Linked DNA regions of Homo sapiens: region 1 is linked to region 2. A link is a loop called in an ENCODE intact Hi-C map of the cell type or tissue named here. Cell type or tissue: mammary epithelial cell. All regions are shown on one strand. Each heading gives the region's core, and the rest is flanking DNA. Links, peaks and the distances in the headings are about the cores only.

Region 1 (16,675 bases), core at 3,280-11,279, 290 kb before region 2:
ATTGGGGATATGAATGTGTACCTTATAGAGTTGTTAATGGTATTTAATGAGCTTATTTATACAAAATGTCTATCTTAGAGTAAGGGCTGAGTAATTAGAGTGACATTATTATTATTTTTGTAGTGTAGCTTATATAGCATAGGACCTTGCAAGATGTTTGAGTGGACCTTATGGCTATTATTAATCCTATAGCCACGATATGTCTCTCATAGTACGCTACATATTTTTTCACCTCTGCTTCTCCAATGTGTATGATAGTGCCTGGCTCATATTAGGTTCTCAATCAATGTTTGCTAAAAGAGCAAATTAATCTTTATCTGGAAATCTACAGATAGTTCAAACCCAACATATGAGGAAGCCCAAACCATTAGCTTCCCCCAAATCATGTAGTGTCAAGAAAAGTGCCTGGCACATAACAGTTGTCAAAATAGCAAGTTAATATGGACGTATTTTAAAACTACTGTGCTTAATTCCAAATGAGTCTTAAGTGTTTGTTTGTTCGTTCGTTTTTTAGGGTTGGCAAACTCTCTTTTATTTTCTGTTTTTTGAGACAGGGTCTCACTCTGTTGCCCAGGCTGGAGTGTAATGACACAATCACGGCTCACTGCAGCCTCGACTTCCCAGGCTCAGGTGATTCTCCCATCTCAGTCTCCCGAATAGCTGGGACTACAGTTGTGCACCACCATACATGGGTAATTTTTTGTATTTTTAGTAGAGATGGAGTTTCACTGTGTTTCAGAGGCTGGTCTTGAACTCCTGGGCTGACATGATCCACCTGCCTCGGCCTTCTAAAATGCTGGGATTACAGGGTTGAGCCACCTCGCCCAGCAAAAATTTTTCTATAAAGGGCCAGTTAGGAAGTATATTTGGCTTTGTGGGCCATATGGTGTCTGTTGCAAGTACTCAACTCTGTATCAGGAAAGTAGCTATAGACAATAGGTAAATGATATTAGCCACACAATAGGTAAATGATACAGCCACACAATAGGGTGTGGCTGTATTCTAATAAAAATTTATTTACAAAATAGAAGGGGAGTTAGATTTGGCCCACAGGCTGTAGTTTGCTGATCCCAGGTCCAGGAGATCTTTTTACAAGAACACCAATCAAGAAGTTGACTCACATAGAAGACATATGATTCAAAGCTAGATATATACTGGGCATCTTTGACTCTACCTAAACAGGGTGTAAACTCCTTCAGGACAAGAACCATGGCTTATACTTATTTTTATTCTTATTCAGCACTTAAGAAGGTTCTGGGCATATAATTGCTATTTATTTAATAATTATTTATTATTTAATTGGTTTATAGTATTTTGTTATATGGGAAGGATATTCTATGATATTTAACCAATCATATTCTATGATATTTAACCAATTATTCTGGTCTTCTGTTAGTGCAAACAGGCTGCAATAAGTATGCTTTTACATAGATAGATAGATAAATAGATATAGGTAGATAGATATTTGTATGCATGTGTGAGTATATTCTAGGAGAGATTCCCAGAACTATAATTGCTGGGTTGAGGTTATGTATATGCTGGGTTTGGTGGTATGCACCTGTAGTCTCAGCTACTCGGGACAATGACTTGAGCCCTGGGCAACATGGGAGACCCCTTCTCAAAAACAAACAAATTAAAAACCCCAAAGCAAAACAAATCAAGATTATGTGTATTCTTACTTTGACAAAAGAGTTTCAGATTTAAATTAAAGTTCCACTTATTTCACATAACATATTATAATACTTCAGGACAAAAGAAAATAATTAACCAGGTGCCTTGAATTTTGTTTATAGACTTAACACTTGCTGTATGATCTTCATAGGACCCTGTATGCTCTTTCTACAAAAAGTAGTACAATTGAGTGTTGATGACCAATATATCTATTGTCAGAGTGGGGTCTGGAAGTCATAAAGCAGGCAGAAATGAAATATGTTTTCCATTACTATATGCTTTTGGAAACTTCTTGAGATGCTTCATAGAACTTTTAGAGTCTGCATAACACAATGTAGAAACCACGACTAGCACTTTCCTTGCCATATCAAAAATTCCTACCCCAAAAGTTTTTAAAAACACAAATATATTCAAGGGACAGTATATCTCCTTATCTCACTATCACATCAGTGTATCCCATGGGAAGTGCCAAGGGATTGGCTTTGTGTCAGTACACCAAGAAGGGATGACTTTTTTTTTTTTTTGAGATGGAGTCTCGTTCTATCGCCCAGGGTGAAGTGCAGTGGCACAATCTTGGCTCACTGAAACCTCCACTGCCTGGGTTCATGTAATTCTCGGGCCTCAGCCTCCTGAGTAGCTGGGACTACAGGTGTGTGCCACCATGCTCGGCTAATTTTTGTATTTTTAGTAGAGTTGGAGTTTTGCCATGTTGGCCAGGCTGGTCTTGAACTCCTGGCCTCCCAAAGTGCTGGGATTACAGGCATGAGCCACCACGCCCAGCCAGGGATGACATTTTAAAGAGCCATTCTCAACTAAAGGAATTATTGTGGGAGAGTAGAGGAAGAGACTAAACCGTACTAAGTATGTACTAAGTGTCAGATTCCTTACTCATGGTTCCTGTTAAAATAGACATTATCATCTATCTCTCTTTCACAGATGAGGAGACATGCTCGAAGAATGTATTGCCTTTCTGGTCATGTGGCTATTAAGTGGTAGTCAGGATTGATTTGAACTCGGGTCTTTTTAACTCCAAAGCTCTTTCTCCTATATTCTGCTCCCTCTCAATGTGCTCAGAATGCACTGATATCCCCACAATGGAGACATGGAGGATTCCAGAGCACAGATTTTCCTAGCCTGACTTTGTGACACTAATGAATCAGGAAATCTCAGCCATTGCTCTCTTTTGCTCTGCCCAAGAAGAAGAAAGCAGGAGCTGTCCATCTGAAAACAGACTTTTCAGCAGATAAATGGAAGCCAGCAGAAGAACCAGCTGGAATAACGAGAAGTAATTACTTTGACCTAGAATAGGGAGAAGCTCAATAACTTAATTTAGTCATATTTCTGGTCATTTTACTAATTAGAGGAAATAAAAAGGGGAAAAAGAAAGAGAAGGTGAATGAGAAGGAAAGGATGGTAGATGGGGGAGTACCTGAGAAGGATGAAACCACTGCTAATTATGGTTCCAATGAGGCAAAATCAAAACTGAAATGTCTTTTTTATAATTTTACTTTAGGTAGGGGAAAAATCTATTTTACTATATTTCAGTTTCTCTACCTAATAAATATTAGAAAAAACCCTTTGTGATCCTAATAACTATACTCCCTCTCCTAGGAAATTGTTCCTGGATTGTATTTCTTCCTAATATATAATACATATTTTATAATTAATGAAAAAAATGAGTAAATTTTGTTCATTTGGACTCCAGTAATTTAGAGTTTATAATAAAAATCAGTTATGTGTTCTGCTGAAATTTCTCTCATTGGGAATTCAGGTTTTAAAAAAAACAATGATGTCATTTAAAAAATAAATGATGATATTCAACTCATTTAAGGGAACTAATTTCCTGTAAGTAATTTAACACCTATTTCATATTTGCTACTTCAGTCTGACTTCAGAACAACACAAAACCTTAAATTTATTCACCAAAAAAACCCTTAAGCCTGACTTGGTGGTGCACACCTGTAGACTCAGTTACCGGGGAGGTTGAGGTAGGAGGATCATGAGCTAGCTCAGGAGTTCAAGACCAGCCTGGACAACACAATGAGACCCTGATCTGTAAAATAAACCAAAGACCAAAACCCCTTATTTACATGATATTAAATAATATTTGAATTAATTCCCAAGGGAATATCATAGGGGTTAGATCAGCTTTTGAGGAATGTCAAAAATGAGAGGTTAAAAAATAATTTTTAGGGCTGGGTGTGGTGGCTCACGCCTATAATCCCAGTACTTTGGGAGGCCAAAGCGGGCAGATATCTTGAGGCCAGGAGTTCGAGACCAGCTTGGCCAACATGGCAAAACCCCATCTGTAGTAAAAATACAAAAATTAGCCAGGTGTGGTGGTATGTACCTGTAGTCCCAGTTACTCGGGAGGCTGAGGCACAAGAATCACTTGAACCTGAGTGGTGGAGGTTGCAGTGAGCTGAGATGGCGCCACGGCACTCCAACCTGGGTATGACTCTGTCTAAACAAACAAAAAAAAAAAATAGAAGAAAGGATTCATCAGCTATTTCAATGCCAAAAGGAAATAGGGGATAATTAGGGTTAGAAAATATTATTAGAGTGGACATGTAAGAGGCTTTTTGGTGACATCAAGAGGTTAGTTTTGGTAGTGTGGTATAAATGAAAGCAAAAATTTTAGGACTTTAAGGAATGTCTAAATAGTAAAGAATTGGAGGCTTTTGTAGACATTCATTTCAAATATTTGGCAGGGAAATAAAGGGGAAAAAGAACAGTGATAATGAGGAAAGGTGAAGATTTTTGCAAAAAGTGGGAGAATTATACATGACTGAAGACAGAGAAAGAAGACTGATAGAATAGGATGGGAAGAAATGGGATTAAAAGGCTGGGTAGAAAAGGAAAAATTAATAAACTGGATTTTACGAAACAAAAAAGTTCTGCTCTTTGAAAGATAGAGAAAATGAGAAGACAAGCCACATACTGGGAAGAAACATTTGCAAAACATATGTCTAATAAAATATTTGTAACCTGAATATATAAAAGACTCTCTAACCTCAATAATAAGAAAGCTAACAACCCAGTAAAGAAAAGGGCAAAAGATTTGAACAGATACTTTATAAAAAAGATATACAGATGGCAAATTAGTACACGAAAAGATTCTCAACTTCATTAGTCATTTACAAATTAAAACGACAATGAGACACCACCTCATGCCTGCTCAAATAGTTTAAATTAAATAAAAAGACAATGTCAGGTGCTAGTGAGGTTGCAGAATAACTGGAACTTTCATACATTGCTGGTGGGAATGCAAAATCGTACAACCATTTCAGGGAACAGTTTGGTAATTTCCTATAAAGTTAAACATAAGTATTTAAGTTTATGAGAGGAGATTGGCGAAGCAGGCATGGGCCAAGTCATTCTAAGTGTTGTGGTAAAATGTTTGGATATTATTCTTTCTCATACGAAGCCACTGAAGGATTTTTGTTTCCTTTTTTTTTTTTTTTTTTCTGAGACGGAGTCTCGCTCTGTCGCCCAGGCTGGAGTGCAGTGGCGCGATCTCAGCTCACTGCAAGCTCCGTCTCCCGGGTTCACGCCATCCTCCTGCCTCAGCCTCCCGAGTAGCTGGGATTACAGTCATGCGCCACCACGCCTGTCTAATTTTGTATTTTTAATAAAGATGGGGTTTCTCCGTGTTGATCAGGCTGGTCTCGAACTCCTGATTTCTGGTGATCCACCCGCCTCGGCCTCCCAAAATACTGGAATTACAGGCGTGAGCCACCGCGCCCGGCCGGCCTAAGATTTTTTTAAGTAAACGATAAAGGAATTTTTTTTTTTTTGAGACGGAGCTTTGCTCTTTTTGCCCAGGCTGGAGTGCAGTGGTGCATTCTCGGCTCACCGCAACCTCCACCTCCCAGGTTCAAGCGATTCTCCTGCTTCAGCCTTCCGCATAGCTGGGATTACAGGCATGCGCCACTACGCCTGGCTAACTTTGTATTTTTAGTAGAGACGGGGTTTCTCCATGTTGGTACCAAAAAGATGTAGCAATTCTGACTCTATATGTAATTTACAATACCTCTTCAGTACATGTAAAGCAAAAATGTCATTGACAGAATTGCAAGAAATTAACAAATCCACAATTACAGTGGCAAATTTTTCTTTACCATATTTCCTACAGAAACAGAAGAAGCTGACATAATATTAATAAGGATACAGAAGATCTGAAAAACATGGTTCACAAGCTTGATTTAATGGATACAGCCAGAATCCTTCACGTAGTGGAGAGTACATGTTTTCTAAGTACATGTTCTCTAAGTAAATGTGAAAAACTTGAAAATTTGACTACGAAGCCAGTCTCAAGTAATACTGAGAAAGTTGATATTATACAGACCACATTTTTTTTTTACCATAATATAATACAACTATGAATCAACAATAAAAAGCCCTGTACCCCACAATAGAGTGACTTTTAGTTTCTGGCTTAAGCAATTAGGTAGATGGTACGTATGTCATTTATTGAGATGGAAAAGACGGAAGAAAAACCATTTTAAGGGAGAGTGGAAATGGGGTCACAGAAAAGATAAATCAGTTTAGAGATGTCTGGCCAACCAACACCTAGCAAGGTATTGGGATAGATTTACCTCAAATAATTCATCAGCCAATAGATTTAATGTGTCTGCTATAACCACACTTCTTTTCTAGGAACCCTTTTTCTATTTTGAGATTTTTGTAAATTTGAGTTTGAAAATTACGAGTTATATTGCCATATTAATTGGTTATGCTGCCACTCAGTGGTAGATTTTAGAATAGCAGATATATCTTTTTTAGGTGAATTCCTATTTTTTTAATTAAAGAAAGCAAAGATTATAAAATAATCTATTTCATTGTTCGAAATATTGCCATTCCTATCTCTACATTATACATTATTTTATGTATCCCAAAATATCAGTAGTATTGCCTTTATATTCAACTATTAATATTGCAAAAGTTTAGATCCCCCCAATGGAAAAAGCTTAACGTACAAAAGTTATTCAAATAGCTAATATTTGTTGTATGCTTAGTATGTTCCAGGCAGTACTGTAAGTTCTTCTTGTTCTTTTTTTTTTCTTTAAGACAGTGTCTCCTTCTGTCGTCCAGGCTGAAGTGCAGCGGCGCGATCTTGGCTCACTGCAACCTCCACTTCCCCAGCTCGAGTGATTCTCCTGCCTCAGCCGCTGGAGTAGCTGGGACTACTAGGCGCGGGCAACCACACTCAGAGAATTTTTGTATGTTTTGTAGAGATGAAATTTCGTCATGTTGTCCAAGCTAGTGGGAGCTAAAATGGTACAATCTTTCACTTCAGGAAGCTAACTTGGTAATATGTATCAAAAGCCTTATTTAATGCACATATCCTTTGGTATAGCAATTTTATTTCTGCAGGTTGATTTTTAAAAATTAATTCAAGATACATATCTATTAGAATGGCCAAAGTCCAGAACATGACAACACCAAATGCTGGTGAGGATGTGGAGCAACAGGAACTCTGGTTCATTGCTGGTGGGAATGCAAAAGGGCACAGCCACTTTGGAAGATAGTTTGACAGCTTCTTACAAAACTAAACATACATCTTACTATATAATCCAACATTTGAACTCTCTGGTGTTTACCAAAAGGAGTTGAAAACTTATGTCCATACAAAGACGTGCACATGGATGTTTATAGCATCTTTTATAATTACCAAAACTTGAAAGCAACTGAGTTGGCCTTCATTAGAGGAATGAATAAACTGTGGTATACCCAGTAAATGAAATATTCATTGCTAAAAAGAAAAAAGCTATCAAGCCATGAAAAGACGTGCAGGAACCTTAAATCCATATTGCTAAGTGAAAGAAGCCAATTGAAAAAGTTACGTATTATATGATTCCAAACTGTATCACATTCTGGAAAAGGCAAAACTATGGAGAGAGTAAAAGGATCAGTAGTTGCCAGAGTATGGGGCGAGGGAAGGATGAATAGATGGAGCACAGAGGATTTTCAGGGCAGTGAAAATACTATATGATACTATAATGAATGTATGTCCAAACCCATAGAATGTACACCACCAAGAGTGAACCCTAATGTAAGGTATAGACTTTGGATGATAGTGGTGTATCAATGTAGGTTTATCTGTTGTAATGTATGTACCGCTCTGGTGGGGGATATTGTAATTGGGAGCCTGAACATGTATGACGGCAGAGGCCATAAGGGAAATCTCTGTACCTTCCTTTCAATTTGGCTGTGTGCCTAACACTGCTCTAAAAAAAAAATACAATCTTAAATATAATAAAATTGGATCACATCACACACCATAAAAAAGAAAGACATTAATTGAATTTGTATGAAGATTAAGGTACAAGGATGTTCATTTTAGACCTTTATTGGAGCAAAAAATATTGTAAACAACTTAGATATACCATAAGAGCAGAGTTTAATTATGGAATATTTGTACAATAGAATATTCCTTGCCTCCCACATCTAAGTCATCAGAGCAAGTTCTCCATTACCTCCAGAATAGATTCTGATTCTGTTCAATACTCTCCATCTCAATGGCCACCATTCGAGAACAATGCCTCACCCTCCTTCATCTGGATACTAAACATCTTCCTAACTGGTCATCCTGCTCCAGCTTCTACTCCTTTGATCCATTCTTCACATAGCAGTCAGAGCTGTCTACTTTGCTGCCTGGCTAGCTAGCTAACCATTTGTTTAAAGTATTAAAAGCACCCATAAACCTACCACATTAGGCCCCTACCCGTACCATGCCCTAACTCCTCCCATGCCAGGCAGCCATCAACCTGAATCCCCACTCCCTTGCTTTCCTTTTTATATAGTGTTATTGTATTTATAAGCATTCCTAAATATGCATATTTAAATGTTTTTAATTTAATAAAAAATATCATGTGGCACACAATAATTTTTGCACTTAGTGGTATTTGTTAAGATTCATGCATGTTGTTGCATGTCACCACAGTTCGTTCATTTAAACAGCTGTGTAATATTCCACTGTGGTTATGGATTTAGTTTATTCAGTCTCTTGTTGATGGGCATTTTGAAGATTTTTTCCTAGGTTTTTATTATTGTGAATGATCCTGTCATGAGCATCATGGTCCATGTCTCTTATTGTATATGTGCAAGAATTTCTTTTGGATATATATCTAGGAGTGGAATTTTTGCATTTTAGGGTACATAAATGTTAAACTTTAATTGTTTGCCAAACTGTTCATCAATTTACTTTCCAACTAGCAATTTTTTTATTTCATTTTATTTTGTTTTGAGACAGGGTCTCACTCTGATACCCAGGCTGGAGTGCAGTGGCATCATTTTGGCTCACTACAACAACCTCTGCCTCCTGGGCTCAGGTGATTCTCCCATCTCAACCTCCCAAGTAGCTGGGAATACAGGTGCGCACCACTACACCAAGCTAATTTTTCTATTTTTAGTAGAGACGGTTTTGCCATGTTGCCCAGGCTGGTCTTGAACTGCTGGGCTCAAGCAATCCTACTGCCTTGGCCTCCCAAAGTGCTATGATTATAGGTGTGAGCCACTGCTCCCGGCCAGTTCTTTACATGAATATCTCATTTAATACTCACAACAACCCTATAAGTACTATTTATGCCTAACTTGAAAGTGAGGCATAGAAGGATAAATAATTTACTCAAAGCCATACAACTAATAAATAACAGAGCTGGGATTTTGAATATAGGTAATACGGTTCTAGAGTGCTGAAGCTTAACAACTGTGAACACTGTTTGAAACAGAAAAAAAATTGAAGGTAATTTAAAATTTTAACAGTAAAGCAATAGCTCAGCAAACTCTAGCATATCAGTTTGATAGAATGCTATGTAGACATTTAAAATAATAGACTCAAAGATTATATGATAAGATGAGAAACTGTTTATAACATGAAAACTCCAGCCAATGTCATCATACAGTGTATGTGACACTCTAATATATTTATTATTTCTTAAGTTTTCAAAAACTTATTTAAAAATAATATCAAACTTATAAGGAGTTGCAAAAGTAAAAATCATACAAGGAACATTTGAATATCCTTTACAAAGATTCAGCCATTGCTAACATTCTCTTTCTGTTTACACAGACACACACACACACACACACACACACATATTTTTTCCTTAAACCATTTGATGTAGGTTACATATATCTTTTTTTTTTTAAGGCAAGGTCTCACTTTGTCACCTAGGCTGGAGTTCAGTGGCATGATCTTGGCTCAACCTCCTGGGTTCAAGTGATCCTCATGCCTCAGTGCCCCCAAGTAGCTGGGACCACAGGTGTATGCCACCATGCCAGGCTGTATATATCATGGCTCATGGCTTTTTATCCTCAAATCATCCGGCATTGATTGATTGATTAATTGAGATATAGGGTCTCAATATATTACCCAGGCTAGCCTTGAACTCCTGGCCTGAAGTGATCCTCCTACCTCAACCTTCAGTAGCTGGGACCACAGGAGTTTGTCATAGGGCTCAGCTCAGCATGTATTTCTGAAGGAAAGGGGTTTGCTCTAGTTACTGACTTCATAAGTTTACCTTGATAGAATGCTATCATCTAATTTACTGTTCACATTCCAAAAGTTTTAGCTGATCTAATCATGTCCTTCACAGGTTTTTTCCCCTTCCAGTACAGCTTCAATTTTAGGGTCAAATATTGCATTTAATTGCCATGTCTTTTTAGCCACCTTAAATCTGGAACATTTCCACAGTCTTTGTCTTTTTTGACATTGACATTTTTGAAGAATACAACTCTCCCACCTTTCTTTTTTTTAATAGAACACTTCGTTTTGTTTGTCTGATGTTTCCTCATGATTAGATTGCATTTATACACTCTCAGCACGAATATTGCATAGGTGATGTTGTGACCTTCTCAGGATCTGGAGGCACACGATGTCCATCTATCTCTCAAAGATAATATTAATTTTGATCATCCAATCAAAGTGATGCCTTAGTTTTCCACTGTATAATCATCTTTTGTTCTTTCTTTCCTGCGACTAATAAGTCTGTGGGTGACACATTTTAAGATGGTGCCAATATCTTATTCCTTACCAAAAATTTCCTTTAGATTTAACTTCTATTGATGATTCTTGCTTGAATTAATCTGTACTATGAAAGTTGCAAAATGATAATTTTCCAGTTTAGCACATGGTCCCCATTGGCCAGTTGTCCCTAGAAGGGCAGCCTTATGACTTTCTTGGGCCCTCGGCACTTTTGTCTTTATTGTTCCTCCATATGATTTTAAAAAATTATATTTGATGACTTTGTTGCTATGAAGATAAATATAATCCAGGATGTTATTGCCAGTGCATTTATTTTTCTTCTGATTTCTTTTAAAAGAAGTTAAAACATTTTCATGCGCCTTTGAAAGTATCATGGGTCTCAGACACTGTGCCTAATGGATCAGTTGGCTCTGGGCCCTCACTGTTTTACCAATGGTTTATAATTCATTATTATATGTACTAGTTTGGTGCTTAATTGTCTCCGATTTGGCCAGTGGGGCCCCTTCAAGCTAGTCCTCATGTCCTTGCAATATGCTGTCACTTTTTTTTTCTTTTAGCACTTCCTTAACAGGATGGCATAACAGGGTGTCCTAGGCTCCAATGTATCTATGCTGCCCCAGCCCTGGAATCAGCCATTTCTTGAAGGAGGACAGATTCCTTTTAGAGGGGAATGGTACTAGAAACCAAGATCTAGGCACGAGGCATACTCATTGCTACCAGGTTTTATTTGCTTCTTGGACTTTTGAACAAACAGAGATGGGAAGTAAAGCCATGTATACACAAATGTGCATACACATACACATACACATATACATGTGCACATACATAAACATGTATATACATATTCACATTTTAGAAATCATGACTTCATACCAGTTTCTCCAATTCCAGTGCATCTCCACAAGATTCTTTTTTTGCCTTTCCCCATTTCATACTTACATATTCCTTTTTCCACGGTGAGAACCCTGACTCCCAATAACACCAACACATTTACCCATTTGCTCAATCCTAATTACATCTAAAATAATTTTGAAATTGCTTTGCCCATACTGCTACCATTAACAACCCTACTAAAAAGAGTTCATGACTCGTTTGCACTTTTCTTTCCTCATCCCCTCCAAAACTGAGGCCACACTGTTTTCATACATTTCTTGGATTAGTTTTTTCTTTTAAACTTTTTTCCATTCATTGTGGTCATGTTATTCATTTGATATACATTACACTTATTTATTCAATTGGCATTTGCTTATGGGTTCCCCCTCCTCATTCTTAATTGATTTATCTTTTGAATATGTAAGATATTAACATGCTTTCAAAAGTCAAAACTATACGAAGAGTTATACTCAGAGAACAGCCATTCTCTCCTGTGTCCCTTCCACTCATCCCCTCACCCTTACTCCTTGCAGAAAACAAATTTCATGGTTTTCTGGTTTATCCTGCCTGTGTCTCTTTTTGTAATGATAATGTATATTTTCTTATTTCTCCTCTTTCTTCCACAAAATATAACATATTATATGGTCTTTTGCGCTTTGCTTTTTAAAATTTAATATCTCCTGGAAATCATTCTGTATCGTTCCTAGAGATCTTTCTAGTTCTTCTTTATTGCTGCATAATACTCCATTGTACAGATGTATTATAGTTTATTCAATCAACCTGCCCACTTAGATATTAGGTAGTTTCTAATATTTTGATATTACAACTAATGCAATATATTATTGCATTATTAAAGTAATAAAGTGCTGTGATTACAGGCGTGAGCCACCACACTTGGCCAAATTTACTTCTTAAAAAACTATTTATAATATAACAAAAATGACCAAAAATTCTAGAGAAAAATAGGCAAAATACATAAACAGACAATCCACTAAGAGCTATACAAAGATAGTCTTGGCTGGGCACGGTGGCTCACGCCTGTAATCCCAGCATTTTGAGAGGCCGAGGCAGGTGGATCACAAGGTCAGGAGATCGAGACCATCCTGGCTAACACGGTGAAACCCTGTCTCTACTAAAAATACAAAAAAACTTAGCTGGGCATGGTGGCGGGCACCTGTAGTCCCAGCTACTCGGGAGGCTGAGGCAGGAGAATGGCGTGAACCCGGGAGGCGGAGGTTGCAGTGAGCCGAGATTGCGCCACTGCACTCCAACATGGGCGACAGAGGAAGACTCTGTCAAAAAAAAAAAAAAAAAAAGAGTCTTAAACATATATAAAAAGACATTCAACTTTATTCATAGTAAGAGAAATGCAAATTAATAAAATGATGTTAAGATATCATTTCTCATCAGATTGGCAAAAAAAAGTCAAAAGCTTGGTACAGTGGATATATTACTTTGTACATATGTGTTTTTGAATCATTGGGGGTATAACTTAAGGATACATTTCTACAAGTGGGATTGCTGTGTTGAAGAGTAAATTTGTATGTAGTTTTGTTATATACTGCCATATTCCCATCAGCAACGTATGAGAATACCTCTCAATGTACTCTCATACATTGCATCTTATATTGAGGATGAGATGTTTTCTTGCATCCTCACCAACAGAGTGTATTGTCAGGTGTCCTGAGTCCTTTTGGACTGCTATAACAAAATACAGTCATGTGCTGCATAGTGACACTTCAGTCAACAATGGACCACATATATGATGGCGGTCCCATGATATTCTGATAGAACTGAAAAATTGCTATGGCTTAAGTGAGATTGTAGCCATCATAACATAGTAGTGCAACACATTACCTTTTCCATGTTTACATATGTTTACCATTGTGTTACAATTGCCTACAGTATTCGGTATAGCAATGGGTCCTAAAGGTTTGTAGCCTAGGAGAAATAGGCTATACCATATGGTCTAGCTGTGTAGTAGGATGTACCATTTAGGTTTGTGTAAGTACATTCTATGATGTTCACACAACAAGGAAATTGCCTAATGACCCATTTCTCATAACATTGTTGTAAAATGATGCATGACTGGCTTATAAACAACAGAAATGTATTTCTAACAGTTCTGGAGGCCTGGAAGTTCAAGATCAAGGCACTGGCAGATTTGGTGTCTAATGAGGGCCCACTTCTCCTTAGAGGGTCTTTTCAGTGTGTCCTCACATGGCAGAAGGAGAGAATGATCTTTCTAATCCCATTAAGGGTTCTGTCCTCATAACCTAGTCACCTCCCAAAGGCCCCACCTCCTAATACCATCACCTTTGGGGTTAGGATATTAATTTGGGGGGGATATAAACATTTGGTCCACTGTATCAAGCTTTTGACCTTTTTTTTTTTTTTTTTTTTTTTGAGGCTGGAGTGCAGTGGCACGATCTCGGCTCATTGCAACCTCCGCCTCCTGGGTTCAAATGATTCTCCTGCCTCAGCCTCCTGAGTAGCTGGTACTACAGGCACGTGCCACCATGCCCTGCTAATTTTTTTTATTTTTGGTAGAGATGGGGTTTCATTGTGTTAGCCAGGATGGTTGCTTTTGACTTTTTTTTGCCAATCTGATGAGTGAGAAATGATATCTTAACATCATTTTAATAATTTGCATTTATCTTACTATGAATAAAGTTGAACATCTTTTTATATATGTTTAAGACTGTGTTTATATAGCTCTTAGTGGATTGTCTGTTTATGTATTTTTGCCTATTTTTCTCTAGAATTTGTGGTCATTTTTGTTATATTTTAAATAGTTTTTAAGAAGTAAATTTGGCTGGGTGTGGTGGCTCATGTCTGTAATCCCAGCACTTTGGGAGGCCAAGGCAGGAGGATGACTGGAGGCAAGGAGTTCAAGACCAGCCCTGGCAACATAGTGAGACCCTGTCTCTACAAAAAAATTAAAAAATAAAAAATTAACCAGGCATAGTGGTGCACACTTGTAGTCCCAGCTACTCAGGAGGCTGAGGCAGGAGGATCATTTTATTCCAGGAGCTCAAAGTTACAGTGAGCTATGATTGTGCCACTGCACTCCAGCCTAGGGTGACAGAGTGAGACCCTGTCTCAGACAAAAAAAGAAGAAGAAGGAAGAAAGAAAGAAAGAAAGAAAGAAAAAATAAATTTAAGACGTCAGCTCTTTATCTGTGATACATATTGTGAATATTGTATCCCAGTTTGTCATTTCCTTTTCTTATGTTTTGTCATGTAAAACATTTTTATTTTTATATCGTTACATTTATCAATATTTTATTTGTTTTGCCTCTGTATTTCAAATTATAGTTACAAAGCCTTTCCCTACACAGAGGTTAAAAAGGAATTCACCCAAGTTTTCTTCTAGAACTTGTATAGTTTTTTTTTTTTTTCCAATAAAGCTCTTGATCCATTTTGAGTTTATTCTTGTGTGTGGTATGAAGGGTGAATCTAACTTCCCCCCCACCCAATAGCTCTAATATGTTTTCTAAAGCCTAGAAGGTAATTCTCTGAATTGCTAGTAATAATTGGCTTTGGATTCTTGAACTATAGTTGACTTAGTTTTTGCTCTTTTTCACTCTTGCCTAGGCTGGAGTATGGTGGTGCAATCTGGGCTCACTGCAGCCTCAACCTCCCAGGCTGAAGGATCCTCCTGCCTTAGCCCCCTGAGTAGCTGGTACTCTAGGCATACGCCAACATACCTGGCTAATTTTTTTGTAGAGACAGGTTTCACCATATTGCCCAGGCTGGTCTCAAACTCCTGGGCTCAAGCGATCCTCCCACGTCTGCCTCCCAAAGTGCAGGGATTACAGACGTGAGCCACCATGCCTGGCCCCAATCTTTCTTTAGTGAACTTTTTTTTTCCCCCCGTGGGAGAAAAGATTTTCGAAAAGAGATAGAGAACTATGACAAGGACATTCGCATTCTAGAGGTCATGAGTGTCATTAATATTGCTTCCATCCTCAGAACTGATAGCATCTACAGTCTTTACTGTGTAGCTTAGGACTTCATTTACACTTGCCCGTATTATTTCTAACTGTTTCATAAATGTATTTTCTTCTCAATTAGATTGTGAATGTATATCCCATAAGTGCACATAGACATGATAGGCAACTTTTTTTCTGATTTTTACTTGAGTACATATTGTAACTACTTTTACATACCCTTGAATAGTTCATTGTGTATCTAACAGTAACAGAAAAATACTGATATTAGTTAATTTAAGTATTCCGGGTTGGGTCAGAGAAAGTGGTAGTAGATTTAATTCTATTTCTTTATCTCCTTTGTCTAGGCTCCAAACACTTTTAGTACACATATATATATATCCCAGTCTTAAGGGAGATTATACATTAATTAACATATCTTTACAGATGAGAACATAGAGACTTAGAAAGTGAAGGAAACAGTTTTAACGGTTTTTAAAATTTTTGAGCCCTATTTCATTGTAAAAGAAATTAAAAATTTTATTTATTACACTTTGCTTTATGTGAGAGTGAATCCTAGAAAAGTTTCTGTAGGTAATTTTTAGTTAATTTTATCATGATTTCAATGCTGGCTGAATGATGATAAATAAAAATCGCATACATGTATTCATATATAAAACCTCAAACACATACACACAATCTATCACCAAGATTAGGTGGACTGTCTCTTGTTCTTCTGCAGACTAACCTAAAGTTTAGGTTTTGTTTATACTTTTTCTCCAAGGCTTTTGTTGCTATTTCTACAAAGTTGATATTACCCATAAAATATTTTGGGGAGACGGACACACTGTGATTTATCCAGGGATCTGTACCCCTTTAGGAATGTCACTTTATGGTTTATGTCTTTGTCTTATATACCTTTCTTCTCCTTTTCCTCCTGGTGAATTCCAACTTAAATTTTAGAAACCTAACTTCATCATCACCTCCTTTGTGATATGTTTCTTGACAGAATTAAGCAGTCCTTGTTAGTGCATCTGTGCCTTGTACATACTTCTTTTGCTGTATTTATCATACTGCAGGGCATTTCTATGTTTACAGGTGTTTCCCCTACCAGTATGTTAACTTCTTGAGGGTAGAGCCATGTGCTCAGTATTTGATTACTTAACTGACTGGGTAGTGATAGAGGAGTAACATGAATGGCTGTCCAGGG
Region 2 (16,675 bases), core at 4,742-12,741:
CGGGCTTTCCCGCGGCGCCCCCTCTCCCCGGCCCAGACCCGGCCAGCCCGGGCTTCCTCTCTCGGCCCCATCTCCATGACAACCGTATCCTTCGGATGCTCCAGACGCCGCGGAATTGATCTGGAAATGTAGCTTTGTTAGCGGACCCGGGTGGGCACCGAGGGCGAGGGCGACGCCCCCCACCCGCACGCGGCCCTCTCCCCGGCCCGTCCCGCCCCGGCCTGGCCGCCAGCGGGGAGGGGCGGGTCCCGGAGCCCCGCGGCCCCACTCACCGCTGCTGGTCCCCGCCGCGGGTCCGGCCTCTCACGGCGGGGCCATCGGAGGCCGCCGGGCTGCCTGTCCCGCCCCGCCGCCGCCGGTCGGAGCTGCCCGCGCCCGCCCGCGTCCCTTCAGGTGCCGGAGCCGCGATGTGGAGAGGCTGAGCGAGGGGGACGGACGGCAGGAGGGAGGGAGCGGAGCCGTGAGCTGGAGGAGGAGGAGGAGGGAGGAGCGGGAAGGGCGGGGAAGGGCGGGGGCACTGCGGGCGCGCGAGCGGCGGGCGCGGAGCCCGGAGGGAAGCGCGGCCCCCAGCCCTGTCCGCTTGCAGCGCAGCGCTCGCCCCGGGACCCCGAGCGTGCCGGGGAGAGCGCGGCCCACCTTGTCCCCCTCTGCCCCGCGCGGGCCCTTTAAGAAAGGGGGGGAGGGGAGCGCCCGGGGTTCTGCCCCCTCCTAGCCACGCTGGGCCCCTGCCGTCCTCGAACCCTCGGGCAGACCCAACCACCTCCGCCCTCCAGGCAGGACCCACCGGTCTAGAACCTGAGCTCTCGGGACCCGCCAGGCCCTGGAGGTGAAGGAGGGGGCGGGTCCTGGCCCTCCTCCCGCGGTCTGTTCAGGGAGTGACCCCTGCCCCCAGCCCCCCGACACACACGCCAGCCCCCGGGAGACGCCGCCAAGGGAGGAGCAGGGAGTGCGGGGGGCCAAGGTGAAGAATCTCAGAGAGGGAGACTGAGCCCCTGAGACCTAGAGTCACACGGGACGGGACGGAGACCTGGGCTGTGGGGTGAGAAGGAGCCTCGGGACAGAGTGGGATGGGAGGAGGCAGGAGAGAGGAGAAAGAGACAAAGGAGAAAGAACCTGAGGGAGGCGGGAGGTGAGGGGTGGGTCCAACCAAGAATCCACATCCCTGTGCCAGGTCAAGGGGAAGCCTCCCTGGGCAGATATAAGGAGACAGAGAGAGACAGAGGGTGCCCTGGGCAGAGGAAACCATCTCCCAAGGCACCTGTCCCACGGTGTCTCCCCAAGGGCAAGTCAAGGCCCTGAAGCCGCCCCCCTCAGCCCAGGACTCTAACTGAAGAAGAGGGTTGACTGGCTGTACCTGGGCTAGACATTAAGAACTTCCTGGCTGTGAGGCACCTGCAGAGTAAGAGTCCGCCTCTCAGAGAGGCATTAAAGGGCCCCCACCCACAGGGATCTAAGGAGGGCGTGGGGAGCAGGCCCAGTGCCTGGGAGAAGGGAAATCAGGATAGAGTCAGGCCCTGCCACTGGAGGCCACTTTCTACCCCTCTCCCCTACTCCAGCCCCTGGGGGGTTCACCACACCCAGTTGCTTCCATCTCCAGACCTCAGCAGATGATCCACACTCTGCCCGGTGGGGCCTTGATCCTGCTGTGCTCAGTGAACTCCTACTGAACCCTCAAATTCCTCCTTAAATGCCCCTTCCTTCATGAAGTCTTCTCTGACCTTCTTTCCACCCATGAACACACAAACATGGACTCTTCTTAGGGAGCAGGAAGAGGATTTGCTGACCTCTTAGGGTGGCAGTAATTGGAGGTGTGGAATCTGAGCTGTGCGTAGTCTCCCTCCCTTCAAGCTGGGCAACAGCAGGAGCTGGGACTTCATCAACCATGGTGACACCTCTGACAACCAAGCATCTACCAAGTGCTCTTCATGTGTCATATTTAATTCTCAAAACAATCCTACAACCCGTTTTACAGATGAGAAAACTGAGACTTGGAGAGCATAAGTCACTTGCTCATGATCCCAGGAGATCTGAATCTGTGAGCACAGCTGGTCAATTAAGAGGGCACTCAGACCACATCCTTCACTGCCCATCAAACCCTAGGACATTACCGCAGAGCCCAGAAACAAGGGAGCCACTCTCTGTGCAGGTGCCCAGGATCTTAAAGGGCACAGAGGGAGCTTGGCTTCCCTGCTGTCCTGCATTCTACCCCCCTGCCCTCTGCTACCTGTAGGCAGAGAAGGGTGGCGACCAGCAGGGGCTGTGGAGGGAAGTGCTCATGGCAGGGCTTAGATACCACATTCCCCACCCTTGGCACCCATGCCCTCAAGTCACAGCTGGACCACCTTTCTGGGCTCCTACTTCCTCATCTGCCCAATGAGGATGGTAGCAGTCCCCCTCTTTGTGAGGCTAGGATGGGGACCGAAAGAGCTGATGTGCTCAAGACCTGGCACACAGATGCACTCAATGGGCCATGGCTGTTCCAGCTGTAATGATTACTTACTCATGGAATGCACTATTTAATTGTTGTCCACTGGATGGACTCTGAGCCCCTTGAAAGGGTTCACAGTGTATCCTCAGCACCTAACACTCAGCATGGCTTAATAAATTATGTGGAAGGAAAGAACAGGGAAAGGGGAAAGGTAGACATAGCTGTCTCTCCAGCTAACTTGCGCTGGGCTGGCACACAGAACCTAGTCTCTGCCCCCTGGATCTGCCCCCTGTCCTTTGTAGCTCTGGGAGCCTGTGGCAGGGGCAAGGAGACCCGGGTTCTAGTCCAGTCCCCCCAACCCACACTTCCTAGCTGTGTGGCTATGGGCAGCTGTACCCTTTCCTGAACCTTCCTTTCCCCTCCGTCAAGTGGAACTAGCTCCCTAGGGCTCAGAGGGCTGCCTGGAGGCCACAGGTGAGCTCTGTGTGAGTGTTCTGGGTGCCATGGACACTGGAGAGGGGAGTATTGTTACTGTTCCTTGTGGCTACCTTCGCCTCCTGAAAGACAGCAGGGTCAGGCTGGGAATGGTGGCTCACGCCTGTAATCCCAACACTTTGGGAGGCCAAAGTGGGTTGGATCACTTGAGGTCAAGAGCTCGAGACCAGCCTGGCCAACACAGTGAAACCCCCCTCTCTACTAAAAATACAAAAATTAGCCGGGTGTGGTGATGCACACCTGTAATCCCAGCTACTCCGGAGGCAAGAGAATCACTGGAACCCAGGATGCAGAGGTTGCAGTGAGCCAAGATCGTGCCACTACATTCCAGCCTGGGCAACAGAGCAAGACTCAGTCAAAAGAAGAAGGAAAGAAGAAAGAAAGACAGAAAGAAAGAAAGAAAAAAGAAAGAAAGAAGGAAGGAAGGAAGGAAGGAAGGAAGGAAGGAAGGAAGGAAGGAAGGAAAGACAGAAAGAAAAAAAGAAAGAAAGGAAGGAAGGAAGGGAAGGAAGGAAAAGAGAGAGAGAAAGAGAGGGAGGGAGGGAGGAAGGAAGGAAGGGAGAAAGAGAAAGAAAGAAAGAAAAAAGAAAGAGAGAAAGAAAAGAAAAGAAAGAAAGAGAAAGAAAGACAGCAGGGTCAACATCCCCCTACCCAGGAGCCAGAATAGACGATATTTCCCCCATTCCTCAAGGGAAAGAAGAATGCGCAGCTTCTCCCTGTTCCTCCAAGTGACCTCCCTTTCCTCCCCCACCCCGCCTCCTCACCTGAGGGGGTCTCATAAGAAGCAGGTGCCAAGGCTGAACCAAAGACCCTTGCACATGGAGGGGCCTTTTCCCATGGTTTACCGCCTGGCCCTTGACTGGTCCCCAGGAGAGCATGAAAGTTATGGGGGGAGGGGGGGCCAGCTGCATTGGGCATGGTCAGCACCTTGGGCAGGGACAGAGGGACCCACCAATTGGGAGGACTCATTTGGGTCCAACCCAGAAGAGGCTTGACTCAGAGGACCCCTAAAACACCCAATTCTCCCATCTTCCAGCTGGAAGCCTGAGGCCCAGGTGGGGTGCCTGGGTAGGGATTCCCCAGGCCAATCCCAGAGAGCTCAATAAGCACCTACTGTGTTCACAGCTTTGTTGTAACCTGCCCCTGTCCCCAGCACCCCCACGACCCCAAGATGAAGGCCCCAATTCACCTATTCTATGTCCCCTCTCCTGACACTTCCCACCTCAAATTTGATGTCCTAGGACCCCTCCCACACTCATTCCCCCTCAACCATTTCTAGTGACCTCCCTTTGCTTAGGCAGGCTCTCTGCCTGGGATGCCTTCCCCTTCACGCACTCTCATTTGGCTAATTCCTCTCCACTCCCCAGCTACCATCCCATTTCTCTTTACCTATTACAGCAAAGCTCCTTGAAAAAGTTGTCCATGCTGGCTGTCTCTAATTCCTGTCTCTCAAAGGAACTCCAGTCTAGCTCTTATCTCCCTGTACAGTCCACTGACACCACTCATCAAAGTCACCAACACAGTTGCTGAGTACAGATGTGCAGGCTGGGCACTGCACAAGGGTGCTGGGTTACATGAAGGATGGAGAGGTAGCTAAAACCCAACCTGTTCTCCTTTCACCATGCTGTGTGTCCTGATGCAAGGTTGTATCTGTCAGGGGAAGAGATGCCTTTTTCTTTCTCTTTTTTTTTTGTTTTTTGTTTTTTGTTTTCTGAGAGAGGGTCTCAGGCCAGCATAGTGCAGTGGCACAATCATGGCTCGCTGCAACCTGAGTACAGTGTTAGCTGTGGGTTTTTCATAAATGCCCTTTATCATGTTGAGTTCATTCCCTTCTATTCCTAGTTTGTTGAGTGGGTTTCTTTTTGTTTTTGGTTTTGTTTTGTTTTGTTTTTTGTTTTTCTTTTAGAGACAGGAATACCCAGGCTGGAGTGCAGTGGCATGATCTCAGATCAGTGCAGCCTTGACTTCCCAGGCTCAAGCGATCCTCCCATCTCAGCCTCCCCAGTAGCTAGGACTACAGGCATGCACCACTATACCCAGCTAATTTTTATATTTTTTGTAGAGATGGAGTTTCGCCATGTTGCCCAGGCTGGTCTTGACTTCCTGGGCTCAAGTGATCCTCCTGCCTTGGCTTCCCAAAGTGCTAGGATTACAGGTGTGAGCCACTGTGCAGAGTGCCTTTTTCTTTACAGCAAGGTATCCACCTTCTGTTTGCCTGTGTAGCCAGGTCCACCTGGAATGGCCACCATTTTCTTTTCTTTTTTTATTTTTTTGAGATGAAGTTTCACTTTTGTTGCCCAGGCTGTAGTGCAATGGTGCAATCTCGGTTCACTGCACCCCCCACCTCCTGGGTTCAAGCGATTTTCCTGCTTCGGTCTCCCGAGTAGCTGGGATTATAGGCGCTCCCCCCCACCCAACCACCACACCCAGCTAATTTTTTGTATTTTTAGTAGAGACAGGGTTTCATCATGTTGGCCAGGCTGGTCTTGAACAACTGACCTCAGGACACCCACCTCAGCCTCCCAAAGAGCTGGGATTACAAGCATGAACCACAGCACCCGGCCATGGCCACCATTTTCTAAAGTTTGTACATGGTGCTAGACTGTGGCCTAGTCCTCAGTGACTGCCACAATGCTAAATCCAAAAGTCCATTCACAGGCCTGGTCTTAGCTTCCTGACAGCATCTGACACCGTTCATCCCCGCTTCCTCCTTGACATACTTTCTTCCCTTGACTTCCAGGACTCCTCACTGTCATGTTTTTCCTCCTGCCTCTCTGGCTGCACCTTCTCATCTTCCTTTGCTAGTTTCTCCGCCCCTCTCTGACCTCCAATGCCAGAGCTCCCAGGGCTCAGTCCTCGGTCTTCTCCATCTCACTCTTTCCCATGATGACCCCAGCCCAGCTTCAAAGCCCAGCTAAACCCTGAAGCTTCTCGGTGTGTGATTCTCCAACCTGGACCTTTCCACCTGAGGTCAGACCCCAACACCCAAGTGCTGACCTGAAGTTGCCACTAGGATATCCAAAGAGCAGTTCCATCTTAACCCAACCCACACTGACCTCCTCTTCCTCTTTGCCGTAAACATCACGACCACAAGGCCAGCCTGGTCTCGAATTCCTGGGCTCAAGTGATCCTCCTGCCACAGCCTCCCAAAGTGCTGGGATTACAGGCGCGAGCTCCCGTGCCCAGACTCAAACCAAGTCTTTACGCAGGCCACAAAATCCCATAAGATCTGGCCCCCACCACTCCTCTGACCTCATTCTCCTGCAGACACACCGGTCCCCTCCCTGTTCCTCCAAAGCACCAGGGACACTCCCACCTCAGCGCCCGCCCGGCCCCGTGCTGCTCTCTGCCTAAAACACTCCTCCCCCAGGTATCCGCACCGCCCACCCCTCACTTCCTTCAGCGCTCTCTTCCAATGTCACCTTTTCTGACCACTCTACTAAAATTCTACCCCCTCCTTCATCCACATCTCCCATTTCCCCGCCTTCTTTTCCTCCATAACACATATGTATATACCATATGCTTGTCCTTTCTGGGAATGGTCTGTGTCCCCACCACCGCTGCCATCACTAGGCCATAGGCTCCATGAGGGTAAGAATTTTCCTCTCTCCCTTGTAGATTCCCAGGGGGCTGGAACAGTGCCTGGCACCCAGTGGGCATTTACTGAAGCACTCATATAATGAGTGCCCACTATTCCTAGTTTGTTGAGTGAGTTTCTTTTTGTTTTTGTTTTGTTTTGTTTTTTGTTTTTCTTTTAGAGACAGGAATACCCAGGCTGGAATGCAGGGGCATGATCTCGGCTCACTACAGCCTTGACCTCCCAGGCTCTAGCGATCCTTCCTTAATAAAGGAAGAAGTCAGCTGTAAATATTAGAAGGGCTTCGAAACACACAAACAAACAAAACCTGGTGTGTGACTGCAGCTGGCTGGTGGGTAGGGCTACTTCAGTCAGGTGTTCAGCGAAGGCCTCTCTGAGGAGGTGCCCCCAGGCCGGGCAGGTCTGCCTCTATCACAGCACATGTCATACTGTGTCGTGACTGTCTGGACTGGACACTCCATGAGCGCAAGGACCCTGCACACTCCCTCTCAGTCCCCAGCTCCTCCCTGAGCCCAGGGCCTGGATGAAGTTGGTATCCAAAGAGTGATGAACCGAAGAATGAATGAAAGAGTGAGTGGCCAGGGACAAACGCATGCCTGGGCCGCAACCCTGACAGGCCCACAGTAGGGAAACCGTGCAGTCAGGAGCCGGGGCAGGGAGCCACGGAGGCCTGGGGAAGATCCCTGGAGCCCCCGGTCTGGTCTGCAAACGAGGACAACGTGACCCACCACTCCCATGTTAGCCAGGAGGGAGCGTGGGGAGGACTCACACTCTTTGCTCACTGGACAGCCCTGGCTGTGGGGGCCAGCAAGGCTGAGGTAAGGGGCCAGTCACCTGGAGGAGAGCAAGGCCACGGGCTGGAGAAAGGGAGACTGCCCAAGCTCTACGACCTGCCTGTGCAATCCCTCCCCCAGCGACGAGGCCCGGCCAGCATGGGGCCAGGGCTGGTGGACAAAGCCCCACAGGAGTGCCAGGGACTTGCAGTGCCGAGAGCCAGCCGGCAGCCGGCCGCCGGCCCAGGGCCCCGGCAGAGCCTGGCCCAGAACGGCATCTAAGGGCCTTTGTGGGCCTCCGGGAGCCTGTCCAGGAGAGTCCCGGGAACTGGCCGGGGTGGTATGGGGTGGGCAGCCCGCGCTTCCGGAGGTCCAGCTGGCCGTCCAGGCCTGGGTTGATGGGGGTTAGGGGGAGAAGCCCCTTGTGCCCCCCCCAGTCTCTACCCTAGTGGAGGTCACCCCACCCTGTCCCAGGAATTCGCAGCTGCTAGAATTAGAGTGGCCAGTCCGTGCCATCACCCGCACTGAGGCCCAGGGAGCGGGGCGCGCGGCGCGGTTAGGGTTGAGTTCGGGTTGAAACTGACCCTCCCCTTAACCCACGCGCTCCTCCAAGAAGCTGGGCGGGGAGAGGAGGGCAAGACTTTTTCCAAAATGAAGGGACACGGGACATGTCGAGTCCTGCCCAGGGAGGAGCGGCCAAGCCGGGAAGGTTCCCGCAGGGGGAGCTCGGGCTGGGGGAGCCGGGCCAGGCCTGGGCACGGGTTCGGGGGGGGGCGCGGGGGGGGCGGGCTCTCCGCCTCCCTCTGCTGGCCAGACGCAGAATTTCCAGACTCCCCGCGTCCCAGTGCCCAGCACTGCGCGGAGTCTTCCGCGAAGCGCAGCCCCGCTCGCCCGCACTCTGAAAGGAAGCGAATACAGGTCATATGGGTCATCCTCCTACCGCAGCACCAGGCCCAGCGGCGCCCCGAGTTCAGCCGCAGGCACTCAAAAATCAGCCTGCGCGTCGGGATCCCGCCCGTTCTCAAAGTCTCCTATCCGCTCCAACCCGGGTATTTCCTCAACTTTGCCCAGGCTGTCTCCGAAGGCCGTGCCGTTACACAACACGGATGGAAAACAGGCTCCCCAACTATCCCATGGTGACCCAGACCCCCTCTTCCTTGTGCCAGAGACCACAGAGAATTGAGAGGAGTTCACGCACGGGTCCCCGTGCAGCGGGAAAGATCGCGGGTCTAACTGGCCGAGATTCAACAGGCCGCCCAGCCCAGCCCCTCCCGGCCCTGGGAAGGCCAGCGACGGGGGCTCTTTTGGGGTCGGGGCGCCACCTGCTGGTGTTTTTGGAAACTGCACCCGCGGCACCAGGCGGACTCCTTAGCTGGGAGAGAACACCAACAAACGCTGGTTGTGGCAGCTGACTGCTGCTGAGAGTGTTCTGTGAGCCAGGCTCATGCTGAGTTCTTGCCACGCATGACCTCATTTCACCCTTACAGCACTCCTATGAAGTGGACATGATTGCCATTTTACCTATGAGGACACGAGCTCAGAAAGTTCAGTGACTTACCCCAGAGCACCCCTAGTAAGTGGCAGAGCCCAGGCCCCCCTTCGTCTGTGCTGGAACTGGGCTTTCTGTTGCACTGGGGCGTGGGGGTGGAGTGGAGGGGCAGAATCCATCTCAGCTTAGCCTGCAGCTCAGGCATGGTAGGAGCCCTTGGTCTTGTTTGCCCCGTTCATGCCCATGACCTTCTCCGCTGACAGCTTGAGAGCGCTTCTAGGACAAGGCCAAGGCAATCTGTTTTCATGCCACCTCCATCTAGCACTGCTAAGTGAGTGCCCTCCATGTGCTCAGCCTCTCTCACTTGGGAAGACCACTGGGGCCACACATCCCACACACCCCCCAGGCCCCAACCCGTCCCTCCTCACTCCCCGGTTCGGATGCTCGTGGAGGTGTACTGTAAGTGGTTGTGCGAGTGACAGAATCCCAACTCAAACTGATCAGTGAAAAGGGGTTTCTCTAAATGGAAAGTCAAGTTTAGGAGTAGGTCAGGCAGTACAGAAGAGGCTTTCAAATGTGATCTTTCTCCACATCTGTAGCCCAGTGCTCTTCTGCACTGCCTTCATTTCCAGGCAGGCTCTTCCAAAAACGCGTCAAGTTGGCTAAGGCAGGTCTGAGCTTACGTCCAGCTTTGAGGGAAGAAGCCGTCCCCATTCCAACAGTGCAGTACAAGCAGAAGTCTCAGGACTCAGTCTCATCGGCCCAGCCTGGGCAACATGGTGAAATGTGAAATGCTCCCAGCCCTGAACCAATCACTGAGTCACCAAGAGTCACTGCCCCTTTGAAGTGAAGCCTGGAGTCAGCCGCAGGTGATCCACCACATGGACTGACTGATGGTGGGTGGGGATTTGTCCCAAAGGAAAATGGGGGAATGTTTCAGGAGAATGGGGACAGCTGCTGCACAGCAAACAGCTCTAATGTCCATGACACCTGGGCATACCAGAAAGCCACCTTTTCTTGACCCTAACTCATTTTAAAAATGTATTTATTTATCTATTTATTTATTTTTAATAAAGCGAAGCAGGGTCTTGCTCTGTCCCCCAGGCTGGAGTGCAGTGGCAGCGATCTTTGTTCGCTCCGGTCTCAACCTCCTGGGCTCAGGTGATCCCCCCACCTCTCTGCCTCCTGTGTAGCTGGAACTACAGGCACCCGCCACCACACCTGGCTAATTTTTGAATTTTTTGTAGAGACAGGGTTTCACTATGTTGCTCAGGCCGATCTCAAACTCCTGGGCTCAAGAGATCCTCCTGCCTCAGCCTCCAAAAGAGCTGGGACGACAGGTGTGAGCCACAGCGCCCAGGCTATTTATTTATTTTGAGACAGGGTCTCACTCTGTCACCCAGGCTACAGTGCAGTGGTGTGATCACAGCTCACTGTAACCTCAAACTCCTGGGTTCAAGGGATCCTCCTGCCTCAGCCTCTCAAGTAGCTGGGACCGCGGGTGTATGCCACCACTCCTGGCTAATTTTTAAATTTTTTGTAGAGACAAGGTCTCCCTGCATTGCCCAGGCTGGTCTCAAACTTCTGACCTCAAGCGATCTTCCCACCTCAGCCTTCCAGAGTGCTGGGATTATAGGCGCGAGCCACTGCACCCAGCATCTAACCCATTTTTAGATTGGAGACCCCTTCCCACATTATCATACTTCCTTCCTTCACTGATTCATTCAACAAATATATATTGAGTCCCTACATGTACCAAGCACTATTCTAGGTGAGCCATATCAGTAAACAAAAAAACACAAAAATCCTTGCCCTCCTGAATCATGCTTCCAATGGAGGTGGGAGGAGAGAAGAAACAAACATAATAAGTAAGTGAAGTATATAATATTATAGACAGTGACGAGCATCACAGGGAAAACAGGCCATCAGGAAGGCAATGAGGGCCGGGCACGGTGGCCCACACCTGTAATCCCAGCACTTTGGGATGCCAAGGCAGGCAGATTGCCTGAGGTCAGAAGTTCAAGACCAGCCTGGCCAACATAGTGACACCCCATCTCTATTAAAAATACAAAAATTAGCCAGGCATGGTGGTGCATGCCTATAGTCCCAGCTCCTAGGGAGGCTGAGGCAGGAGGATTGCTTAAACCCAGGAGGCAGAGGTTGCAGTAAGCCGAGATAGCACCACTGCACTCCAGCCTGGGCAACAGAGCAGACCCTGAAAAAAAAAAAAGGAAGGAAGGGAGGGAAGAAGGGAGAAGAGGAAAGGAGAGGAGAGGAGAGGAGAAGAGAAGACAAAGAAAGGGGATGAGAAGGGTAGACAGAGTGAGAGGTGTTCCAACTTTAAATAGAGTATTATCAGTGGGCACTTTGAAAGGATGAAGTTGAACAAAAGACAAGAAAGAGGTAGGCTGGGCGAGGTGGCTCACGCCTGTAATCCCAGCACTTTGGGAGACTGAAGTGAGCAGATCACCTGAGGTCAGGAGTTTGAGACCAGCCTGGCCAACATGCTAAAACCCTGTCTCTACTAAAAATACAAAAAAAAATTAGCCAGGCGTGGTGGTGCACACCTGTTATCCCAGCTACTCAGGAGGCTGAGACAGGAAAATCATTTGAACCCAGGAGGCGGAGGTTGCAGTGAGCCAGATCATGCCATTGCACTGCAGCCTGGGCAACAGAGCAAGACTCCGTCTCAAAAAAAAAAGGGGGGGAATTTGTCATGTAGACATATGGCAGGAGAGATTTCCAGGAAGGAAGAAAAGCCAGTGCAAAGGCCCTGGGGTGGGAATATGCTGGGCATGTTCATGGACCAGCAAGGAGCAAAGGGAACAGGGAAGGATGTGGGAGGTGAGAGCAGGGAGGCAGCAGGGGCCAGATGATGGAGGGCGTTGTAGGCCATGATGAGGACTTTGGCTTTGACTCTAAGTGACATCAGGAGCCACCAAAGTTTTGGGCCAGAGAATTGATTTGATCTGACTTATATTTTTAAAGGCTCCCTCTGGCTGCTGTGTTAGAGATAGATTGGAGACATCAGAGCCAAACCCAGTTAGGAGGCCATCGAGATGTCAATTAGTGATCTAAGCAGAGATGTCAGAGTGGCAGACAGAAAAGTCTGGGTGGAGATACACATTGGGGATGAGTGGGTGAGGTCACCACAGGAGTCGGGGAGGGCCGTGTCACAGGACCAAGAATGGACCCCTGAGGCCCTCCCACATTAAGAGCTGGGGGAGGCCAGCGCAATGGCTCACACCTGTAATCCCACCACTTTGGGAGGCAGAGGCGGGTGGATCGCTTGAGGTCAGGAGTTCAAGACCAGCCTGGGCAACATGGCAAAACCCCTCTCTGCAAAAAATACAAAAATTAGCCAGTGTGGTGGTGCGTGCCTGTAGTTCCAGCTACTTGGGAGGCTAGGGTGGGAGGATCACTTGAACCCAGGAGGTTGCTGCAGTGAGCCGAGATCATGCCACTGCACTCCAGCATGGGCGACAGAACAAGACCCTGTCTAAAAAAAAAAAAAAAAAAAAGAGCTAGCAGAAGGAGAAAGGGGAAAGGGGAGAAACAAGAAGAGGGACTGAGAAAAAGCATCTGTGCAGAGAGGCAGAGGAAAAGAAAGAAATCCTGTAAGCCAAACAAAGAGACAATATCGAGGAGAAATGAGACTGAGTGAGTCAGAAGCTGCCGATGAAATCAAGTGAAACAAGAGCTGAAAATCTCCCTTGGCTTTAGCAGCATGGAGGCCACTGGGGACCTTGACAAGAGCCGTTTTCGTGGAAAAGACTGGGGAGAACCCAACAGCAGGGTTATGAAATAACAGTTAACAAGCAGCCTGGGCAACACAGCAAGACCCTGTCTACAATTCATAAACTTCAGAGCAGCACTACTCATGACGGCCAAGAGGTGGAAACAACCTGGTGTCCATCGACAGGTGAATGGATTAACAATATGTGCTACATCCATACAATGGAACATCAGCCTTAAAAAGACAGGAAGCACTGACACCTGCTACAATATGGACGCATCTGTTGTGAGACAGGGTCTTGTTCTGTCATCCAGGCTGGAGTCCAGTGGTGCAATCATAGCTCATTGTAGCCTTCAACTTCTGGGCTCAAGCGATCCTTCTGCCTCAGCCTCGCAAGTGGCTGAGACCACAGGTACGCACCACCCTGCCCAGCTAATTTTTTTTATTTTTATTTTTGTAGAGACGAGGGTCTTACTATGTTGACCAAGCTGACCTTGAACTCCTGGGCTCAAGCGATCCTCCCACCTCCGCCTCCCAAAGTGCTGGGATTACAGGTGTGACCGTGCCCAGCCAGATTAATCTTGAAAATGTTAGGCTAAGTGAAATAACTCAGACACAAAAGGACAAATGCTGTGTGATTCCAATTTATATGAAATATCTAGACAAGGCAAATCATAAAGACAGAAAGTAGGATAGACATGACCAGAGGCTGGAGGGAGAGCAGTGGTGAGTTCTCATCTAATGGATGGAGTTTTTGTTTGTGACGATGAAAAAGTTCTGGAAATATACTACATACTAGTGATGATTATATGACATTTTGAGGGTACCTAATATCACTGAATTGCACACTTAAAAATGGTTAAAGTGGTAAATCTTATGCTATTCTACCACAGTAAAAAATAAAATAAAGCCAAGTGACCTTCAAAAACTAGTCAGGGCTGGGCACAGTGGCTCATGCCTGTAATCCCAGCACTTTGGGAGGCCGAGGTGGGAGGATTGCCTGAGCTCAGGAGTTCGAGACCAGCCTGGGCAACACGGTGAAACCCTGTCTATACTAAAATACAAAAAATGAGCCGGGCGTAGTGGCATGCGCCTGTAGTCCCAGCTACTTGGGAGGCTGAGGCAGGAGAATTGCTTGAACCCGGGAGGCAGAGGTTGCAGTGAGCGCAGATCACGCCACTGCACTCCAGCCTGGGCTATGGAGTGAGACTGTGTCTCAAAAAAAAAAAAAAAAAAAACTAGTCAGGCCCAGCACAGTGGCTCACATCTGTAATCCCAGCACTCTGGGAGGCCAAAATGGGCGGATCACCTGAGGTCAGGAGTTTGAGACCAGCCTGGCCAACATGGCAAAACGTCATCTCTACTAAAAATACAAAAATTAGCTGGGCATGGTAGTGGGCACCTGTAATTCCAGCTACTTGGGAGGCTGAGGCAGGAGAATCACTTGAACCCAGGAGGCGGAGGTTATAGTGAGCCGAGATTGTGCCACTGCACTCCAGCCTGGGCAACAAGAGTGAAACTCCGTCTCACAGACAAACAAATAAACAAACAAAAAAAACTAGATAACAAGCATTTATTGAGCACCTAATACAGGCCAGATACTGGGCTGAAACCTAGGGCCTATGAAAGGCCCTGTGAAGGGCCACTGGGAGCCCACATGGGCTCAAATAAGTACTGCCCCCGCCCCACCTTCTGATCCCTTTGTTTTCTCGGGCCCCTGGGCAGGTAAATCCAGGCAGGCAATTATGATATGAAATGCTGTGTGTGTGTGCGATTTCAGAGAGATATGTGATGAGGCCAGGCACAATGGCTCACACTTGTAATCCCAGCATTTTGGGAGGCCGAGGTGGGCGGATCACCTGAGGTCAGGAGTTCGAGACCAGCCTGCCCAACATGGTGAAACCCCATCTCTGCTAAAAATACAAAAATTAGCCAGGTGTCGTGGCATGTGCCTGTAATCCCAGTTACTCAGGAGGCTGACGCAGGAGAATCGCTTGAACCCAGGAGGCGGAGGTTGCAGTGAGCCGAGATTGCGCCATTGCACTCCAGCCTGGGCAACAGAGTGAGAGTCCATCTCAAAATAAAAAAAAAAAAGGCCAGGCGCCGTGGCTCACACCTGTAATCCCAGCACTTTGGGAAGCCAAGACAGGTGGATCACGAGGTCAGAAGATCAAGACCACTCTGGCTAACACAGTGAAACCCCATCTCTACTAAAAATACAAAAAATTAGCCGGGCGTGGTGGCGGACACCTGTAGTCCCAGCTACTCGGGAGGCTGAGGCAGGAGAATGGCGTGAACCCAGGAGGTGGAGCTTGCAGTGGGCCAAGATTGCACCACTGCACTCCAGCCTGGGCAACAGAGCAAGACTCCGTCTCAGAAAAAAAAAAAAAGAGAGAGATATGTGATGAATGCTGTCCTGAGACTATGGTGAACAGCCACAGCTGGATCCCAGTTTTATAACCTTGCAGCTGGTCAAGTAATCACTGTCAAGAATTCTGGACAAATAGAATAAGGCCCGTGCAAAAGGAGATCTCTAGAGGCTCCACCCTTGGCCCTGGACTTCTCTGGTCCATAGGGTTTTTGTTTTGTTTTGTTTTTTTAAACAATAATTTGAATGAAGAATTAGAGGCATGCTCAATGTGTTTTTGGAGACTGGAAGATGAAAGGGGATGGCATCAGAAGCTGAAAAGAGGCAACAGAGTGAATAGTTAAGACCACAACATCTGAATCTGAACTACCTGGGTTCTAATCTCACCATTTATGACTGAGTCAACTTGGGCAAGTTACTTAACCTCTTCTTTGTGCCTCAATTTCCTCATCTCTAAAATGGGGATAATGGTAGCTCCCTCACAGGATTCTCCCAAAGTCTGAATGAGTTAACCAAGGGTCTGGACATGGCGCATGTATGAGAGTTTGCTACTCTCATCATTAACAGGACTGGCTGGAGGCCGAATTCAAAACCAACAAGATGGAATTTAATGAGGACAGCAGGCATGGTGGCTCACACCTGTAATCCCAGCGCTTTGGGAGGCCGAGGCTGGTGGATCATTTGAGACCAGGAGTTCAAGACCAGTCTGGCCAACATGGTGAAACCCCGTCTTTACTAAAAATACAAAAATTAGTCGGGCATGGTGCTGCGTGCCTGTAATCCAAGCTACTTGGGAGGCTGAGGCAGGAGAATCACTTGAACCCAGGAGGCAGTGGTTGCAGTGAGCCAAGATCACGCCACTGCACTCCAGCCTGGGCAATAGAGCGAGACAATGTCTCAAAAAAAGAACAACAACAACAAAAAAAAGAAATTTAATGAGGACAAATGAAAAAAGACAACATTCAGGTTCCAACAAAGCAATTATACAAGTTCAGGGTCACGGAGAGCTGGTTGAGCATCCATCCATTCATCTGTCCATGAGAAACAGCCTGGGGTGTACAGCTGATTGCCAGGTCAACTGCAGCCAACCCTGTCATTGTAACCTTCACTGGTATCCACCAAGGTGCAGCATCTGACACTGAGGAGGTGACAACCCCATTGTGTTCTGAGCTGAGAACCCATTGTGTTCTGAGCTGAGAACTCAAGGGTAGAGTGTAAAATGTTGGTGGGAGTATAAAATGGTAGAACTGCTTTGTAAATAGGTCAAGCAGTTTCTTAGACAACTAAACATATGCCCACCCTATGATGCAGCATTTCCACTCGAGTCCCCAAGAAAAAATGAAAACATATATTCACACAAAGATTGTACAACAATTTCATAGCAGTTTTGTTTACAATGGTTCCAAACTAGAAACAGCCCAGGTGTCTGTCAAGAAGCAAATGGATTAACAAACTATTACACATCCATACAATGGATTCCTACTCAACAATAAAAAGGAACAAACTACTGATACATGCAACAACAGGACGAAGCTCCAGAACATTATGCTGAATGAAACCAGCCAGGTAAAAAGAGTAGATACTGCATGATTCGATGATTATGACATTCTAGAATGAGCAAAACTAAGCTATGGTGGAAAGAAATCAGAACAATGGGGGCAACCGGGAAACTAGGAAACTTTTTGGAGTGATGGAAATATTCCATATCTTGATAGAGTTGGGCTTATACAAATATATGCATTTGTTAAAACTCAATAAATGGTATACTTAAGATTTGTGCATTTCATT

Evidence for each region. Peaks named below come from ENCODE experiments on the same cell type or tissue, not always from the same donor. Only the 100,000 strongest peaks of a DNase experiment are listed, where the experiment ranks them.
Region 1: it touches region 2 in a loop (5-fold over the local background); 4 of 110 quality-filtered maps call a loop at or near these places.

Annotation. Positions count from the first base shown.
Region 1 is chr5:140,063,144-140,079,818 of GRCh38, reverse strand. No RefSeq gene overlaps it. Among named protein-coding and RNA genes, the nearest start is that of NRG2, 28 kb to the right of the region's middle. In mammary epithelial cell, for the core only: CTCF peaks have their summits at 4,270 and 6,415; no DNase peak of the experiment used is centred there.
Region 2 is chr5:139,779,573-139,796,247 of GRCh38, reverse strand. PSD2 (pleckstrin and Sec7 domain containing 2) reads right to left here and starts at 440. Exons shown (of 15, transcript NM_032289.4): 1 at 273-440. RefSeq lists silencers at 722-921, 7,991-8,140, 8,521-8,710 and an enhancer at 5,706-6,206. In mammary epithelial cell, for the core only: CTCF peaks have their summits at 7,582 and 8,627 (motif pointing left); DNase peaks (open chromatin) are centred at 8,037 and 8,567; H3K4me3 peaks cover 813 bases; H3K27ac peaks cover 341 bases.